2 separate regions of the Homo sapiens genome follow, and region 1 is linked to region 2. The links are chromatin loops, found by intact Hi-C in ENCODE. Cell type or tissue: mammary epithelial cell. All regions are shown on one strand. Links, peaks and the distances in the headings refer to the core of each region. The heading gives the core; the rest is flanking DNA. Region 1 overlaps CNTRL (centriolin). Region 2 overlaps LOC102723324 (a long non-coding RNA gene).

What was found. Hi-C counts contacts between places; a loop is a spot of excess contacts. Peaks named below come from ENCODE experiments on the same cell type or tissue, not always from the same donor. Only the 100,000 strongest peaks of a DNase experiment are listed, where the experiment ranks them.
Region 1: it touches region 2 in a loop (7-fold over the local background); 3 of 110 quality-filtered maps call a loop at or near these places.

Annotation. Positions count from the first base shown.
Region 1 is chr9:121,101,379-121,110,847 of GRCh38, reverse strand. It overlaps CNTRL (centriolin), which reads right to left. Exons shown (of 44, transcript NM_007018.6): 8 at 2,853-3,046. Among named protein-coding and RNA genes, the nearest start is that of CNTRL, 31 kb to the right of the region's middle. In mammary epithelial cell, for the core only: a CTCF peak has its summit at 3,633; no DNase peak of the experiment used is centred there.
Region 2 is chr9:121,394,633-121,404,101 of GRCh38, reverse strand. The region is part of intron 3 of LOC102723324 (a long non-coding RNA gene); the gene reads right to left. Among named protein-coding and RNA genes, the nearest start is that of STOM, 29 kb to the right of the region's middle. In mammary epithelial cell, for the core only: a CTCF peak has its summit at 3,766 (motif pointing right); a DNase peak (open chromatin) is centred at 3,791; H3K27ac peaks cover 1,157 bases.

The sequences.
Region 1 (9,469 bases), core at 2,401-4,900, 290 kb after region 2:
CAAATGAACTGGAAAGTAGGCTAGTCACAGTATTAGCTTTGGATAATCAAGAGTTGACTGAAGGTAACATATTTACCAATCAGAAAAATAATTCTTTCCCCCACATTCAAATTTGCTCTCCTATATAAACATCCATTAAAAAAAAATAATACATACGCACACAACCACATTTCCCAAGAAGACAAGCCAGTTTCAAAACTTAAAATGTAAGCAAGCATATTAATGCAAGTTATCATGCAAACCCTGAAAAACACAGTTCAGGCCTGGAAGAACTACCTTTAAGGAAGAATAAAGAATCAGCAGAAAAGGGCCTGCAAGAAACCAAGACAAGGGCTAAAAGAAGAAGCAAACAGATACCGTCACTTGGAGAGTTAAACTGTAATAATACAAGTTGCTCTTTACTGACAACTTACCATAGGAAGACATGGCTTTTAGTATTGGCATTATTCTTACATGGATGTATTTTATTGTCATTCTGAGTTATAGATTTACTACCTTCCATTACTTAGCTTGATTCATTTCAAATTATTTTCATTATTAGCTCATTAAATCCTCACAATTCTGTGAGGCTAGCAGGACAGGTAAATAATCCTCATTTTAAATATAACTAAACTGAAGCACAGGAATTAAATAATTTGCAAAAGGACAAAGAGTAAATTTGGTTAATATTTGTTGGTGGCAGGACAGGACTACTACGGTTTAAATGGCCACCAGAAGACTTACTTCAGTGCTACTTTTCTTTTATACATTAATTGGCCTAATGCACAAGCAACTACTTTTTTAAAATGGAAAACTTCACATAATCACAGATGATATTATCATTAGATATTCTGCAAAAGATAATAAAAATGTTTTTCAAATATAAGCTCTTAGAATAAGACCCAGAATTATTTTAGGCATCTAATAGTCCTTGGGACTAACAGATAATAGGCAAAACCAATATGAACTGGCAATTTAAAGAGGAAATACAAAATAGCCAATAAATATATATGCAATACTCAACTGTCCAACAACTATAAAAATTCAAAATTAAAACAAGATTCCATTTTTTTCTACCATATGTACAAATTCAAAATAATAGTACCTAGTTGGAAATTGGGTATTTTCTTCCCTTCTGAAATATAAATTGGTTAGAAGCTTTTTGAAGTGTACATTAACACTTATCAAAATTTTAAATGCAAATTACACGGTAATTCCACTTCTAGTGGTTTATGCTAAAGAAATACTAGTATGAATGCATAAGGTATATATAGACACACACACACACACAGATTTTCTCTGTAGTACTGTCTCTAATAGCAAAAATTGTGAAAGCAACCTAAATATCCATCAATAGGAATAGGCTAACTAAATTATGAAGAATACATTTAATGGAACACAACATAGACTTTAAAAAGAGTAAGAAGGCTTTATACATGCATGTACACATATTTTTTAACTTGGAGAGTTGTCCACGTATGCTGTTTTGTGAAAGTTAAGATGCTGAATAATAATATACAGTCTACTCTCCATATCTGAGTTCTGCATCTGTGGATTCAACCAACCACGGATTAAAAATATTTTTTTAAAAGGATGGTTGCATCTGTATTGAACATGTACAGATATTTTTTCTTAATTATTATTTCCTAAACAATATAATATTTATTAGCATTGACAATGTCTTAGGTATTATAAGTAATCTAGCAATGATTTTAAAGTATACTAGAGGATGTACGAAAGTCACTTGCAAATACTACACCATTTTACATAAAGGACTTGAGCATCCATGGATTTTGGTATCCATGGGGGTGTCCTGGAACCAATCCCCCACAGATACAGAGGAATAACTGTATACAGTAACATTCCTTTTTTCATTACAAAAATATTCAAAGGTATAACATGCTTAATTATATATACATTATGTAATTACATGTATACTGTATAAGAAGCATGGAAAACAAAGTATTAATATCTGGGGAATGGGGTAGGGAAGAGTGGACTTTCATTTCTGCTAAATACAGTTGTGTTGTCTAAATTTGTTACAATGAACATACATTAATTTTGTATATAAATGTGTTTTTATTTTATTTTTATTTTTGTAGAGACAGGGTCTCATTATGTTGCCCAGGCTGATGTTGAATTTCTGACCTCAAGTGATCCTTGCACCTCAGCATCCCAAAGTGTTGGGATTAAAGGCATGAGCGATGGCGCCTGGCATAAACATGTTTTTAAATGGTTAATGATAAAAATAACATAATGACATAGAGAAGAGCACAGTCTGACTTCTAACAAAAATAGGTATAGAAAAAAAAAGCAAAAACTTCTGACAGTTTACAAAACATTTATTGACAGCACAAACATATCAATAACATTATAAATAAGCAAAAGAGAAAACTAGGCAACTACAGTTCATAGTTTTGGGATAGTGGAAAGTCTTAAGGTCTGACATTTTGCCAAGGTTTTCAATGGGCTGAGTAACGTGCACCAGGGAATCAGCATAAAGATATTATATTTTATCTTAGTAATAAAAGATGGATTCCATGTCCAAAAAGACCTATAACTCACAAAATTTTGGATAATTTTGCCAGATCGCCTTCTAAATGTTTTTGCCAATGAACAGCCTCACCTACAATGTTGTTTTTAAAAAATACAAATATCTAGGAGTACATAATGCAGCTCAAGACAGCATTAGTCTTTTGGGAAGCCATATCATCTAGCACACAGTCAACTACAATTCATAAGCCTTTCCACATATTTCTGTTAAACCACATCTTCCCCATTATATGGTCAGGAAGTTGTATTTTTAGACCCAAGGGCAAAGAATTATCTGTCTTATGAGAATACAGCCAAAGCAATGTAAAATATGAACTTACCAATTCATTTTTTGTGTTTAAGTCACTCTTGAGTTCCTCACAGCTCTGTTTCTGTAACATGGCCTCCTCTTTTAATGATTTATTCAATTTATCTTGATTTTTAATTTCCTCAAGGAACCTTGTTTGTTTGCTCTTAAGCTCTTCAGTTTCTATCATCTTTTTTTCTAGGTCTCTTTCCAGTCTTTCTACCTCTTCTGCCAATGAAAATTTAATAGTTTATTTATCATTATATTTCCTATTTTTAAAAAGGTAAGAATATTTCTCAAACAATAGTGAAAAAAGTCTAAAAATATTGTAAATACAATTCTACTTTTAAAATTAGCCACCATGGTTTTGGAAAAAAAGACTATCCTGATCTTGAAATTGAGGCAAGAAGGCATCATTTCAATGATATTTTTAAAAGATAATACTTTACTTCCAAGTATTTAATCCAATTAGTGTGCTGATAAATGAGTTCTTTTCTAGGTGACCTTTGAAAAACATGCAATATTTTATCAGACATTAGTAATTACATTTAAAAGGATGCTGCAAACATGTTTGCAAAATTCTGTATTATCTTAAAATCCTTCAACAGCTTCCTGTTACTCTTAGGATAAGATCCAAAAGGCTTGCGAAAAGCTGATAAAGTTCTTCATAATTTGGACTCAACCTCCCTCTTCTGCCTCATCTTCAAGCATACTCTACTGCAGCTTTCTTAAAGTTATCCCATTTCTTCAGATTTGTGATGCCTCTTCTCACCTATAGGCTTTTATTCACACACTTTCCCTAGAACTGTCTTCCTCTACCTCCTACTGGGCTATTTTGCATCCTACAGGTCTTAAGTTTTAAAAAAAAATTTTGAGAAGCCTGCCCAGGCCCTATCCTGTCACCAGGTTAGATGATTCTGAGGTATACTCCCATGCTACCCTGAAATTCTGCTTGGCCCTTGTCACACAGGGAGTAGTAAAATGTGATCAAATAGCTTAGCTGTCTGCCTTTCCCCACTAAAGCGTCACAAAAGCAGAAACTACATCTACCTGGCTCACCTAGACTAGATCTAATAGCCTAGCACATTAAAGTCTCCTAATTAATATCTGAAGGCATGAAGGAACCATAAGTAGTCTAACCATTTCACCCAAAAGTTATCTAGATGACTTTCCTTTGCATTATTAATATTTTTAATGATTCCAAAACATAAACTTCAGAATAATAAATATTGAGTTAGGGAGATTCCAAACTAATAAAAACTTGCCATGTTTCTCAAGTTGGATCAAACCATATGAAATTGCCATTTTTGGAGGTCAAAACAGACTAAAACTAATTTCAAATGAACAGACAGGCTCATTTCCCAACACTCTAAATTGGCTATTTGATACCTTCCTCTTTCTTCTCAAACTTCCCATACACTTTCTTCTATTTTCTCTCTCACCTGATTATCTCACCTTTAATTAAGAAAATGACCCCATCAATAAGAACTCCCTATTTTCCCACCACCACAGCAACAAAACTACCCACACCTGCACATATCTTTGCTCCTTTCTGAAGGAGAAAGTGTCACTCCTACCAAGGGATTTTTCCTTTTTTTCTCTAATCTCATTCTCATGTCTTCTCCAGAACCAAAAGAATTGAGCCATGTCTTGTTTCTCCACTTTGCTTTTAGGTTTTTTTTTTTTTTTTTTGGACGGAGTCTCGCTCTGTCGCCCAGGCTGAAGTGGAGTGGGATGACCTCGGCTCACTGCAGCCTCCGTCTACCAGGTTCAAGTGATTCTCTTCTCTCAGCTTCCCAAATAGCTGAGATTACAGGCGCCCAAAACCACACCCAGCTAATTTTTGTATTTTTAGTAGAGATGGGGTTTTGCCATGTTAGCCAGGCTGGTCTCAAACTCCTGACCTCAAGTGATCCATCTGCCTCGGCCTCCCAAAGTGCTGGGATTACAGGTGTGAACAGCTACACCCGGCCTCCACTCCACTTTTGAATATTCTGTTCATTTGTTTTTTTGTTTTCTGGCTTTGAAGTTTACTGCATTTGTTGTTTCTGCCCATTTCCTGGTCTGGAAGCCACTGGTGAATTTTTCAGTTTTAATTTTTGATCTTTTTAAAAAAATGATTTATTAAGTACTACAAGAGACATTATGGGAAAAAATTTCAAATCTCCAGCCAAATGTCTCTCTCCTATTCACTCTTCAAGCCATTATAATCTAGCATCTGTCCCCACTATTCCTTAACTACTCCTGTCAAGATCATTATCACCTGTTGCCAATCTAAAGCACTTCTCTGCTTCTCACTTCATATCTCAGCAACATTCAACAGAGTTGACCACTTCCTCTCTTGAAAACTTCTCTGGGCTATTTCCCACTATTTCCTGGTTTTCTCCTACCTTGCTGGCCTCTCTTTCTCAGCTTCCTTAGCGGACTGCTTTTCTTTCGTCTCCCAACCACTGCCTGAGTGAGCTGATTCCCATGCAATTTAATGTCATTTTTATGCTGATGTGACTGAGCATAAAATTTGTATGACTAGTCCAGATCTCTTTAAATTCCAGACTCACATTTCTGACTCTATGCCACCTCCACTTAGTTGTCTCACAGACATTTCAAACTGAATATGTCCTAAATAAAACTCTGAATTCTTCATTTTTATAAATGATATCACCATCTAGCCACTTACTTACTTGAGCCAAAAGCCTGGGAATTATCCAATCCATTAGAAAATGCTGCTGCTTCTACCTTCAAAACTGATCCATCTATCTTTCATTTCCACATCCAGCATGTTAACTACAGGCCATAAACGTTTCCAACCTGGATCACTCCTATCCAAGTGTTAACCAGGGCTGACTCTGCTTAGCTTTCAAGATCTTGTGAATGTATTCAGATGGTATGGCATAGACTCCAGCCTAGATTGCTACGCTAGCCTCCTAACAGGTCCCTTCATCTCCATTTTCCCTGCTCCAAATCATTCTCTGTATCAAAAATGATGTCCTATTGCTGCTTTTTAAAAAACTGTCAATGGCAGCCGGGCATGGTGGCTCACGCCTGTAATGCCAGCACTTTGGGAGGCCGAGGCAGGCGGATCACCTGCGGTTGGGAGTTCAAGACCAGCCTGACCCCGTAAGAGAAATCAGACAAACCCCGTCTCTACTAAAAATACAAAATTAGCCTGGTGTGGTGGTGCATGCCTGTAATCCCAGTTACTTGGAAGGCTGAGACAGGAGAACCACTTGAACCTGGGAGGCGGAGATTGCAGTGAGCTGAGATCGCACCATTGCACTCCAGCCTGGCCAACAAGAGCGAAACTCTGTCTCAAAAAAAAAAAAAAAAAAAAAAAATTGCCAGTGGCTTTCCAATGCACCTGAAATAAAATCAAAATTCCAAGGCCCTGTGCCATCTCACACCTACTTATGTCTACACACTTTTTATTGAGCTGTCCTCCAGTCTATCTGATTTTCTTTTTTTCTTTTCTTTTTGGATAGTTTTATTTATTTTTACTTTTCTTTTTTTTAATTATACTTTAAGTTCTAGGGTACATGTGCACAACGTGCAGGTTACATATGTATACACGTGCCATGTTGGTGTGCTGCACCCATTAACTCGTCATTTACATTAGGTATTTCTCCTAATGCTATCCCTCCCCTCTAGCCCCACCCCATGACAGGCCCCAGTGTGTGGTGTTACCCACCCTGTGTCCAAGTGTTCTCATTGTTCAGTTCCCACCTATGAGTGAGAACATGCGGTGTTTGGTTTTCTGTCCTTGTGACAGTTTGCAAAGAATGATGGTTTCCAGCTTCAACCATGTCCCTACAAAGGACATGAACTCATCCTTTTTTATGGCTGCATAGTATTCCATGGTGTATATGTGCCACATTTTCTTAATCCAGTCTATCATTGATGGACATTCAGGTTGGTTCCAAGTCTTCGCTATTGTGAATAGTGCCGCAATAAACATATGTGTGCGTGTGTCTTTATAGTGGCATGATTTACAATCCTTTGGGTATATACCCAGTAATGGGATGGCTGGGTCAAATGGTATTTCTAGTTCTAGATCCTTGAGGAATCACACACAGTCTTCCACAAAGGTTGAACTAGTTTACACTCCCACCAACAGTGTAAAAGTGTTCCTATTTCTCCACATCCTCTCCAGCACCTGTTGTTTCCTGGCTTTTTAATGATTGCCATTCTAACTGGTGTGAGATGGTATCTCATTGTGGTTTTGATTTGCATTTCTCTGATGGCCAGTGATGATGAGCATTTTTTCATAAATGTCTTCTTTTGAGATGTGTCTGTTCATATCCTTCGCCCACTTTTTGATGGGGCTGCTTTTTTTCTTGTAAATTTAAGTTCTTTGTAGATTCTGGATATTAGCCCTTTGTCAGATGGGTGCATTGCAAAAATTTTCTCCCATTCTGTAGGTTGCCTGTTCACTCTGATGGTAGTTTCTTTTGCTGTGCAGAAGCTCTTTAGTTTAATTAGATCCCATCTGTCAATTTTGGCTTTTGTTGCCATTGCTTTTGGTGTTTTAGACATGAAGTCCTTGCCCATGCCTATGTCCTGAATAGTATTGCCTAGGTTTTCTTCTAGGGTTTTTATGGTTTTAGGTCTGACATTTAAGTCTTTAATCCATCTTGAATTAATTTTTGTATAAGGTGTAAGGAAGAGATCCAGTTTCAGCTTTCTACATATGGCTAGCCAGTTTTCCCATCACCATTTATTAAATAGGGAATCCCTTCCCCATTGCTTGTTTTTGTCAGGTTTGTCAAAGATCAGATGGTTATAGATGTGTGGTGTTATTTCTGAGGGCTCTGTTCTGTTCCATTGGTCTATATCTCTGTTTTGGTACCAGTACCATGCTGTTTTGTTTACTGTAGCCTTGTAGTATAGTTTGAAGTCAGGTAGTGTGATGCCTCCAGCTTTGTTCTTTTTGCTTAGGATTGTCTTGGCAATGCAGGCTCTTTTTTGGTTCCATATGAACTTTAAAGTAGTTTTTTCGAATTCTGTGAAGAAAGTCATTGGTAGCTTGATGGGGATGGCATTGAATCTATAAATTACCTTGGGCAGTATGGCCATTTTCATGATATTGATTCTTCCTATCCACGAGCATGGAATGTTCCTCCATTTGTTTGTGTCCTCTTTTATTTCGTTGAGCAGTGGTTTGTAATTCTCCTTGAAGAGGTCCTTCACATCCCTTTTAAGCTGGATTCCTAGGTATTTTATTCTCTTTGAAGCAATTGTGAATGGGAGTTCACTCATGATTCTGCTCTCTGTCTGTCTATCATTGGTGTATAGGAATGCTTGTGATTTTTGCACATTGATTTTGTATCCTGAGAGTTTGCTGAAGTTGCGTATCAGCTTAAGGAGATTTTGGGCTGAGACAATGGGGTTTTCTAAATATACAATCACGTCATCTGCAAACAGGGACAATTTGACTTCCTCTTTTCCTAAGTGAACATCCTTTATTTCTTTCTCCTGCCTGATTGCCCTGGCCAGAATTTCCAACACTATGTTGAATAGGAGTGGTGAGAGAGGGCATCCCTGTCTTGTGCCAGTTTTCAAAGGGAATGCTTCCAGTTTTTGCCCATTCAGTATGATATTGGCTGTGGGTTTCTCATAAATAGCTCTTATTATTTTGAGATACATCCCATCAATACCTAATTTATTGAGTTTTTAGCATGAAGGGCTGTTGAAGTTTGTCAAAGGCCTTTTCTCCATCTATTGAGATAATAATATGGTTTTGTCTTTGGTTCTGTTTATACGATGGATTATGTTTATCAATTTGTGTATGTTGAACCAGCCTTGCATGCCAGGGATGAAGCCCACTTGATCATGGTGGATAAGCTTTTTGATGTGCTGCTGGATTCGGTTTGCCAGTATTTTATTGAGAATTTTCACATCGATGTTCATCAGGGATATTGGTCTAAAATTCTCTTTTTTTGTTGTGTCTCTGCCAGGCTTTGGTGTCAGGATGATGCTGGCCTCATAAAATGAGTTAGGGTGGATTCCCTCTTTTTCTATTCATTGAAGAGTTTCAGAAGGAATGGTACCAGCTCCTCTTTGTACCTCTGGTAGAATTCAGCTGTGACTCCGTCTGATCCTGGACTTTTTTGGGTTGGCAGGCTCTTAATTATTGCATCAATTTCAGAGCCTGTTATTGGTCTATTCAGAGATTCAACTTCTTCCTGGTTTAGTCTTGGGAGGGTGTATGTGTCCAGGAATTTATCCAATTCTTCTAGATTTTCTAGCTTATTTGCGTAGAGGTGTTTACAGTATTGTCTGATGATAGTTTGTATCTCTGTGGGATTGGTGGTGATATCTCCTTTATCATTTTTTATTGTGTCTATTTGATTCTTCTCTCTTTTCTTCTTTGTTAGTCTTGCTAGGGGTCTACCTATTTTGTTGATCTTTCAAAAAACCAGCTCCTGGATTCACTGATTTTTTTGAAGGGTTTTTTGTGGCTCTATCTCCTTCAGTTTGGCTCTGATTTTAGTTGTATCTTGCCTTCTGCTAGCTTTTGAATGTGTTTGCTCTTGCTTCTCTAGTTCTTTTAATTGTGATGTTAGGATGTCGATTTTAGATCTTTTCTGCTGTCTCTTGTGGGCATTTAGTGCTATACATTTCCCTCTACACACTGCTTTAAACGTGTCCTAGAGA
Region 2 (9,469 bases), core at 2,569-5,068:
CTACCATGCACAGCTGGGAATGGTTTCTTAGATATGACACCAAAAGCACAATCAAAAGAAAAAAATAAATTAGAATTCATCAAAATACAAAACTTTAGTGTATCAAAGAATACTAACAACAAAGTGGAAAGACAACCCATAAAATGGGAGAAAACTTTTGCAAATAATTTACCTGATGAGTTAGGTATGTAGAATATGTAAAGAACTCACACAACTCAAAAAACAGCTTTCCACAGTAGCTGAACTAATTTACATTCCCACCAAAAGTGTATAAGTTTCCCTTTTCTCTGCAGGCTTACCAGCATCTATTTATTTTTATTTTTTAATAATAGCCAGCCCGGCGCAGTGGCTCACAACTGTAATCCCAGCACTTCGAGAGGCTGAGGCGTGTGGATCACGAGGTCAAGAGATGGAGACATCCTGGCCAACATGGTGAAACCCCATCTCTACTAAAAATACAAAAATTAGGTGGGCATGGTGGCTGAGGCAGGAGAATCACTTGAACCCAGGAGGCAGAGGTTGCAGTGAGCTGAGGTTGTGCCACTGCACTCCAGCCTGGCAACAGAGCGAGATTCCATCTAAAATATAATAAAAATAAAATAATAATAATAATAGCCATTCTAACTGATATGAGATGGTATCTCATTATGGTTTTGATTTGCATTTCTCTGACAATTAGCGATGTGGAGCATTTTTTCATGTATTTGTTGCCCACTTGCAGGTCTTCTTTTGGGAAGTGTCTGTTCATGTCTTTTGCTCATTTTTTAAATGGGGTTATTGGTTTTTTGCTTGCTGATTTGTTTAGGTTCCTTATAGCTCTAGATATCAGACTTTTGTCAGATGCATAGTTTGCAAACATTTTCTCCTATTCTGTAGGCTGTTTACTCTGTTGATAGTTACTTTAATTGGTAGCTTTAATTGGAAGCTTGTTACTTTAATTAGGTACCACTGGTCAATTTGTTTCCGTTGCAATTGCTTTTGAGGACTCAGTTATGAATTATTTCCCAAGGCTGATGTCCAGAATAGGTTTCTTAGGTTTTCTTCTATGATTCTTATAGTTTGAGGTCTTACATTTAAATATTTAATTCATCTTGAGTTAACTTTTGTATTTGGTGAAAGGTAGGGGTCCAGTTTCAGTCTTCTGCATATGGCTAGCCAGTTATCCCAGCACCATTTATTGAATAGAGAGTCCTTTCCCCATTGTTTATTTTTGATGACTTTGTTAAAGATCAGGTGGTTGTAGATGTGTGGCTTTACTTCTGGGTTCTCTATTCTGTTCCATTGGTCTGTGCATCTGTTTTTGTCCCAGTACCATGTTGTTTTGATACTGTAGCCTTGTAGTATAGTTTGAAGTTGCTAATGTGATGCCTCCAGCTTTGTTCTTTTTGCTTAGGATTGCTTTGGCTATCTGTACTCTTTTTTGGTTCCATATGAATTTTAGAATAGTTTTTTCTACTTCTGTGGAAAATAATGTTGGTAGCTTGATAAGAATAGCATTCAATCTGTAGATTGCTTTTAGCCATTTTAACAATATTGATTCTTCTAATCCATGAGCATGGACTGTTTTTCCATTTGTTTGTACCACGTATGGTTTTTTTCAGCAGTATTTTGTAGTTCGTGGAGAGATCTTTCACCTCCATCATTACTTGTATTCCTAGGTTTTTGTTTGTTTGTTTTTTGCAGCTATTGTAAATGGGATTGCATTCTTGGTTTGGCTCTCAGCTTGAATGTTATTGGTGTATAGAAATGTTACTGATTTTTGTATATTGATTTTGTATCTGGAAATTTTGCTGAAGTTGTTTATCAGTTCTAGGAGACTTTTGGCAGTTTTTAGGGTTTTCTATGTATAGATTCCTATCATCAGCAAAGAAGAAGTCAAACTATCTTCTTCTTTTCCTATTTGGATGTCTTTTATTTCTTTCTTTCACCTGATTGCTGTGTCAAGGACTTTCATTACCATGTTGAATAGGAGTGGTGAGAGTGGGCATTCTTGTCTTGTTCCAATTCTCCAGGGGAATGCTTCCAATTTTTGCCCCTTCAGTATGATGTTAGCTGGTTTATCATAGATGGCTCTTATTTTGAGGTATGTTCCTTTGGTGACTATTTTTTAGAGGGCTTTTATCATGATGGGATGTTGAATTTTATAAAAAGCTTTTTCTGTGTCTATTGAGATGATCATATGGTTTTTGTTTTTAATTCTGTTTATGTGGTGAATCACATTTATTGATTTGTGTATGTTGAACCAACCTTGCATCCCAGGAATGAAACCAACTTGATCATGATGAATTAACTTTTTAATGTGCTTCGGATTCAGTTTGCTAGTATTTTGTTGAGGATTTTTGCACATACATTCATCAGAGATATTGGCCTGTAGCTTTCTTTTATCATTATGTCTTTGCCAGATTTTGGTATCAGGGTGATGCTGGCTTTATAGAATGAGTTGGAGAGGAGTCCTTCCTCCTCAAATTTTTTGAATAGTTTCAGTAGAATTGGTACCAGTTCTTCACCACATTAAGAGATTCAAGCAGAAAAAAAGTTACAGTATTTCTACATAGATGCAAAATTTCTAAAGCATTTGATAAAACTTAATATCCATTCAAGATTTTTAAACACTTAAGAAAAAAGAAATAGAATGAAAGTTCTTAATCTAATAAAAAGTATCTGTAGAAAACCAAAGAAAAGTAATGTTTTATGTCAAAAGCTTTTCCTGTAAAGTCAGGAACAATTAAAGGGTGCCTAATATCACCATTTCTATTCTGTGTTGTACTAGAGCTTCTAACTAGTACATGAAGGATAAGAAAAACAAATTAATGGTATAATTATCTACAAATGATAAATTGTATATGTAGGAAAAAGAGATTTATTTGAATTATAAGAGCATTTAGCAAAATCCCTAGATGAATAATCAATATGACAAAAGTAGTTACATTTCCAAACACCAGCCATAATTGTTAGCAAATGATTTTTTAAAGATGCCTTTTTAGCCTAAAAAAATCAAGTATCTACAAATAAGTGTACCAAAAGATATATAAGACTTTTATGTCTATTGAAAGACACTAAGGAAAACTGAAGTAAATCGTGATTGGAAGGCTCAATAGTATAAAAATATCAGTTCACTCTAAAATGATTTAATGATTCAGTTCAATCCCAATAAATATTCCCAGGAGGGTTTTTTTTTTTTTGACAGAATTTGACAGACTGATTTTAAACTTTATGGAAAATTTAAAGGCCAAGACTATCCAAAACATTCTTTTAAAAAATGAGGTGGGAGTTCTTGATGTACTAAATATTAACAATGATTATAAAGTAAAATGATAAAGACAATATGATATTGTCACAGAAATTGACAAATAAATCAATGGAGCATAACCAAGATAGGCAATGACTCACATATAAATGGACACTTCATATATAACAGTAACGGCACTGCAGAGTCCTAAAGAAAAAAAAATAATCTTTTCAGTAAATGGTGCTTTGAAAACAGAACATTCACATGGGAAAAAAATGAAATGTACTCTTTCATCAAAGTAAGCTTCCATGAGTTCAGGGTTCTTTCAGTTTTGTTCACAGCTGTAACCCCAATGCCTAGAAATGTAACTGCAATATAGAAGGTATACATACTCACTCAGTATTTGTGAAGTGAATGAATGAATGAATGAATGAACGAACGAACGAATAAATGACGACTTTGGAAACAGTTCTCAAGTTTTTAATTCATCTGTCTTCTTTTAAACATCTAACTAGGAAAAAAGTACATGAGAGTTACCAGTAGATGGCGCAACATAACAAAGAAAGTAATCAACACATTCTTTCCTTCTGAAAGGAATTGCTTCAAGAAAAGCCTGCTGATGTCACCTGTGCTGTAATAACTCATATTTCACTGACTTATACCCCACTGCACAGATGTTATTCTGTTCTGCTAAGTATTTTAGTTTTTCTTGTACCAGTACAGGTTACCAGTTCCTCCTTCTCCCTTTCCCCACCCTCTCCATCCCTTGGAACTCCCCCAACCTGTATTTAACTGAATCTCCCAATGTACTAAAGCCCTCAGGTTTCCAGAGCTGTGGGGTAGTCCACGGTGAGAAAGAATCTGTCCTCTCTGAGTTACACTCTGTTAAACGGGGTCACAGATTAGTGAAACAGTTCTTTCGTATTTTACTTCCAGCCTCCTTTCTCCGTGGGACCCCAGATTGGATCCATTGGGAGGTAGATTTGAATAGCAACTACCATGCATTATCAAGGATCACCATTTCTTTGCACCACTAAAGGCTCTCTTGCCAGGTCATGGTTATCCCAGAAGGTGTTTCAGTGCTTATGCCGATAAGCTCCTGTCACTAATCTGTCCGCCCATTCATATTAGGCTAGCATGACCAATTTGTCCTGGTTTGCTGGGGACTTTCACAGTTTTAGCATTGGAAGTCTCACATCCCAGGAAATCGAAATCCCTTAATCTTGGATAAACCAGAACAGCTGGTCACTCTACACTAGGCCCAGATCTCTCTGAACCCCACTCAAGCTCAAACCAGATTGTTTCATACAAGTATATAATTTTTAACCACATACATAAATTCCTGTTCTCTCTTCCCACTCCACATAGTCAGCCACCAAGTCTGTCAATTCCACTTCCTATGTATCATTTAAATTCATTTTCTCCTCTAATTCACACTACCTTACTTAGCTCATGTCTCATCATTTTATTCAGAATTACTAGGTAATCTTAAATAATAGCTCTACCCCTAGTATTGCTCATCTCAAATTCTCCCTCATGGAATATCTTTCATATCAATGTGATGTGATCACATCACAGTCCTGTAAAAAAAAAATCACTACTTTTCCCTCAGCATAGGATTTTGTCCACTTTCTTCATATGGTACATAAAGCTCCTTCCAGTATAGCCCTACCTAACATTTCCCGTTTTATCTCCCACCACTCCACTCTTCATACTCTTCACCCCTAGTGCTACTTACTACTCAACTGAACTAATTACTGCTTCCAGAACCCACAATGCCCATAGGCCTTTGCTTCCACTGATCTTATTTTCTAGAATGCCCTCTTGCTTTGCTATCTGGTAATTTACCTTTACTCATCAGAACCACCTAAATTGGGAAGGGAAGTTTGCCCAGACCAAGAGATGCTATGTAGACCAGAAAGAAATATTCAGACAGCCTACAGGAGGACACACATACATGTTTCTTACCATAATACAAGTCCAAAAAAGTTCCTACTTAACAAAATGTACTATTTTGTATACAACCACATATGAAGGGAAAACAACCAAAGTCACATCTGGCCGCTATATCAATAGGTAATGTTATGCAGTCTTTGTTTTCCAAGTTCAGGATTATTGTGCCAGTCCTCGGCCTCTTTAGATTTTGTAGGCAACACAAACCACAAGTGGATGCTCTGCTCTGATCCGGTTACACCAAGTAACTTGTAAGGCTGCTACTTCTGAATGGTGCCTGAAGCAAGAGAAGGCTCTACAGTGGGTCGAGGCAGTGTCATTCCAGTCTGTCTATCCAGTGGTGCTCCAAGTGTCTGTGGTAAGAGTGCTGCATGGCTCCTCACGCAAGCCTCAACAGGAAAATGACACAACACATAGCTAGCTAACAGAACCATACACTCCTCTGCCCCCTTAAAGAAGCAGCTCATAGCTCACTATTACGCCCTGGTAAAAACTGTTTAACCATGGAATTCCTATTACATGACCTAACAATTACATGACATAACTTGCCCATTATGAACAAGACCTAGCTATAATAATGTGCAGCAGCAATCCATTATCAAATAGACATAGTATGTACAAGATCAGACTCAAGCAAGCTCAGAGCACAAGCAAGTTACACGAGCAGGTGGCCCAGACCCCCACAGCACTTACTTCTGATGCCTTTTGGCCTCTCCCTCAACCAGCACTTGTGGTTTCATGGGGAGCTCCTTATGGCCTGTTGAAAGAGGGGGAAAATACACTTGGGCCTTATCCCTGTCAAAATACCAATGACATTCTTCATAAAAACAAAAAAATCCTAAAATTTATACAGGACCACGAAAGATCTTGAATAGCCAAGGCAAACCCAAGCCAGAAAACAAAGCTGGAGGCATCATACTACCTGACTTCAAAATATACCACAAAGCCATAGTAATCAAAACAGCATGGCACTGACATAAAAACAGACACATAGACCAATGAGACAGAATAGAGAACCCAGAAATTAATCTATGTATCTACAGCCAACTGATTTTTGGCAAAGGGACCAAGAACATACATTGGGGAAAGGACAATCTCTTCAATAAACAGTGCTGGGCCAGGCACGATGGCTCATGCCTGTAATCACAACACTTTGGGAGGATGAGCAGGGAAGATTGCTTGAGCCCAGAAGTTCAAGACCAGCCTGGGCAACAAAGGGAGACCCCTCTCTACAAACACACAAAATATATTTTTTTAAAACAGCCAGGTGCAGTGGCATGCACCAATAGTCCCAGTGACTTGGGAGGCTGAGGTGGGAGGATCACTTGAGCCTGGGAAGTTGAGGCTGCAGTAAGCCATGATTGCACCATTGCATTCCAGTCTGGGTGATAAAGCAAGACCCTGTCTCAAATAAATAAATAAATAAATAAATAAATAAATAAATAAATAGTGCTGGGAAAACTGAATATCTATACGCAGAAGAATGAAACTAGACCCCTATCTCTCACCATACACAAAAATCAACTAAAAAGGGATCAAAGACCTAAATATAAAACCCAAAACTATAAAAGTACTAGAAGAAAGATTTTAGGGGAAATGCTTCAGGACATTGCTCTGGGAAAAGACTTTATGAATAAGACCTCAAAAGCACAGGCAACAAATGCAAAAATAAATGGGATTATATCAAACTAAAAAGCTTCTGCACAGCAAAGAAAACAATCAACACAGTGAAAAGACAACTTACAGAATGGGAGAAAATATCTGCAAACTACTCATCTGACCAGGGATTGATATCCAGAATACACAAGAACGCAAATATCTCAACAGCAAACAAACAATATGATTAAAAATGGGCAAGTGATCTGAACAGACATTTTTCAAATGCAAATGACCAAAAGGTATATGAAAAAATGCTCAATATCACTAATTATCAGGGAAATGTAAATCACAACCACAATGATATAACATCTCATCCAAGTCAGGCTGGCTATTATCAAAAATACAAAAAAAAAAAAAAAAGTGCTGGCAAGGATGCAGAGAGAAGGGAACTCTCATACACTTGGTGGGAATATAAACTAGTACAGCCAGTAGGGAGAACAGTATGGAGGTTCCTCAAAAAACTACAAATAGAGCCACAGTATGATACTGAAATTCCTCTACTGGGTATTTATCCAAAGGAAAGGAAATCAACATATTGAAAAGAAACCTGCATGCCCATGTTTACTGCAGCACTATTCACGAGAGCCAAGATAAGGAATCAACCTATGTGTGCAACAACAGATGGATGAATAAGAAAAATGTGGTAAACATATATATATTTATATACACACACAATGATATATATATATACATATATATATACACATATATATATACATATATACATATATATATACACATATATATACATATATGTGTATATATATATATATATATGCACACACACACAATGGAGTACTATTCAGCCATAATAAAGAATAAAATCCTGTAATTCGGGGCAACATGGATGGAAATGGAGGACATTACGTTAAGCAAAATAAGCCAGGAACAGAATGTCAAACACTGCATGTTCTCACTCACATGTGGAAGCTAAAAAAAGTTGATCTCATAGAAGTAAAAAGTAGAACAAAGGATACTAAAGGCTGAGAAGAGTAGGGGGAAGAGGGAGATAGAGCTTTGTTAAAGGAAACAAATAGATAGGAGAAATAAGTTATAGTGTTCTATGCCACCATAGGATGACTATAATTAACAATATCTTATAGTTTCAAATAGCTAGAAAAAGAATATTGAATGTTCCCAACACAAAGAAATGATAAATGTTTGAGGTGATGGATATGCTAATTACCCTGATCTGATCACTATACATTGTATGTATCACAACATAACTATGTACCTCATAAATACGTACAATTATTATGTGTCAATTTAAAATCTTTTAAATAAAAAATTTAAAAAATTTTTTAAACCAACTTGGGCCTGGTTCACAGAAGTGTGTCCACATTACACTAGTACCAGTATACTCCCTCAGAGATGCCACTGAAGGGGAATGGTGAAGGAAAACCCTCCAAGAGGGCAGAAGTTTTGGCAGTATACCTTGAAGTCCCCTCAGCCAGGAAAGAGGGGTGGCCTGTGGTACAGATGTACACTCATCTGTGGACAGTGAATAATGCTTTGGTCACCTGGTCAGGAAATTGAAAAGAACAAGCCTGGAAGATTGATAACAAGGAAGACTGAAGAAGAGACACATGCACAGATCTTTCAGAATGGGCACTAAATGTGAAGGAATTTGTGTGAGTGCTTACCAAGGTACATCCATTGTAGAGGAGGCCTCAATAATAGGGGTGAACAAAGTGACTTGTTCTGGGATTATCAGTCAGCACCTTTCCTCATCTTCTGTTTTAATGGGCTTGTGTACAAAATGGCCATAGTGGCAGAAATGAAGCACAGACCCAACAAAATGGACTTCCCCTTACCAAGCTAATCTGACTGTTGGCACTGTTGAGTTCCCAAATTATCAAGAACAGAATCTAAACTGTGAGTCTCCAATATGGCACCATTTCCCAAGGGGATCAGCCAACTCTGTGTTGGTAGGTTGATTATAAAGCACCCCTTCCATCATGGAAATGAAAGCCATTTGTTTGTGCTAGAATAGACAACTATTCTGTGTATAGATTTGCCTCTTCTGCCCATTGTGTTTCTGCCAACACTACCACATAATTCCTTACTCAATATCATGGTATCCTACTCAACACAGCTTCTAAGGAACACATCTTAGAAGTGTAATTAGAGTTTGCAAATCATGGAAATAACTAGCCTTACTGCACACCCCACCATCTAGAAATATCTGGCCCGATATAACAATGGAATGGCCTACTACAGACTCAGTTACAACATGAGCTGAGAAACATTTTGTAAGGCTGGGACTGTCTTCAAAGAACAACATATGCTTTGAGCCATTGACCAATGTATGGCACTATTTCTCCCAAAGCCACAAGACACAAGTCCGTAATCAAAGAGCAAAAGGGAAAGTGGCTTCTCTCACTGTTATACTTCTTCACAGAATTCTGCTTCCCGTAATTTGAACTCTGCTTTATTCCCAAGACAGTTTCCATTGAATTTCTAACAGCTAAATGGCCATTTTAGACTCCACATGCAACTGAACCAATGGGCAAAGAAGGGAATTACTGGCTGGAGTGATTGATCCTGACAACTAAAGAAACATTGGGTTGCTGCTACAAAATGAGGCCACGAAGGACTATATATGGGGATGCTGTCATTCATGGCAAC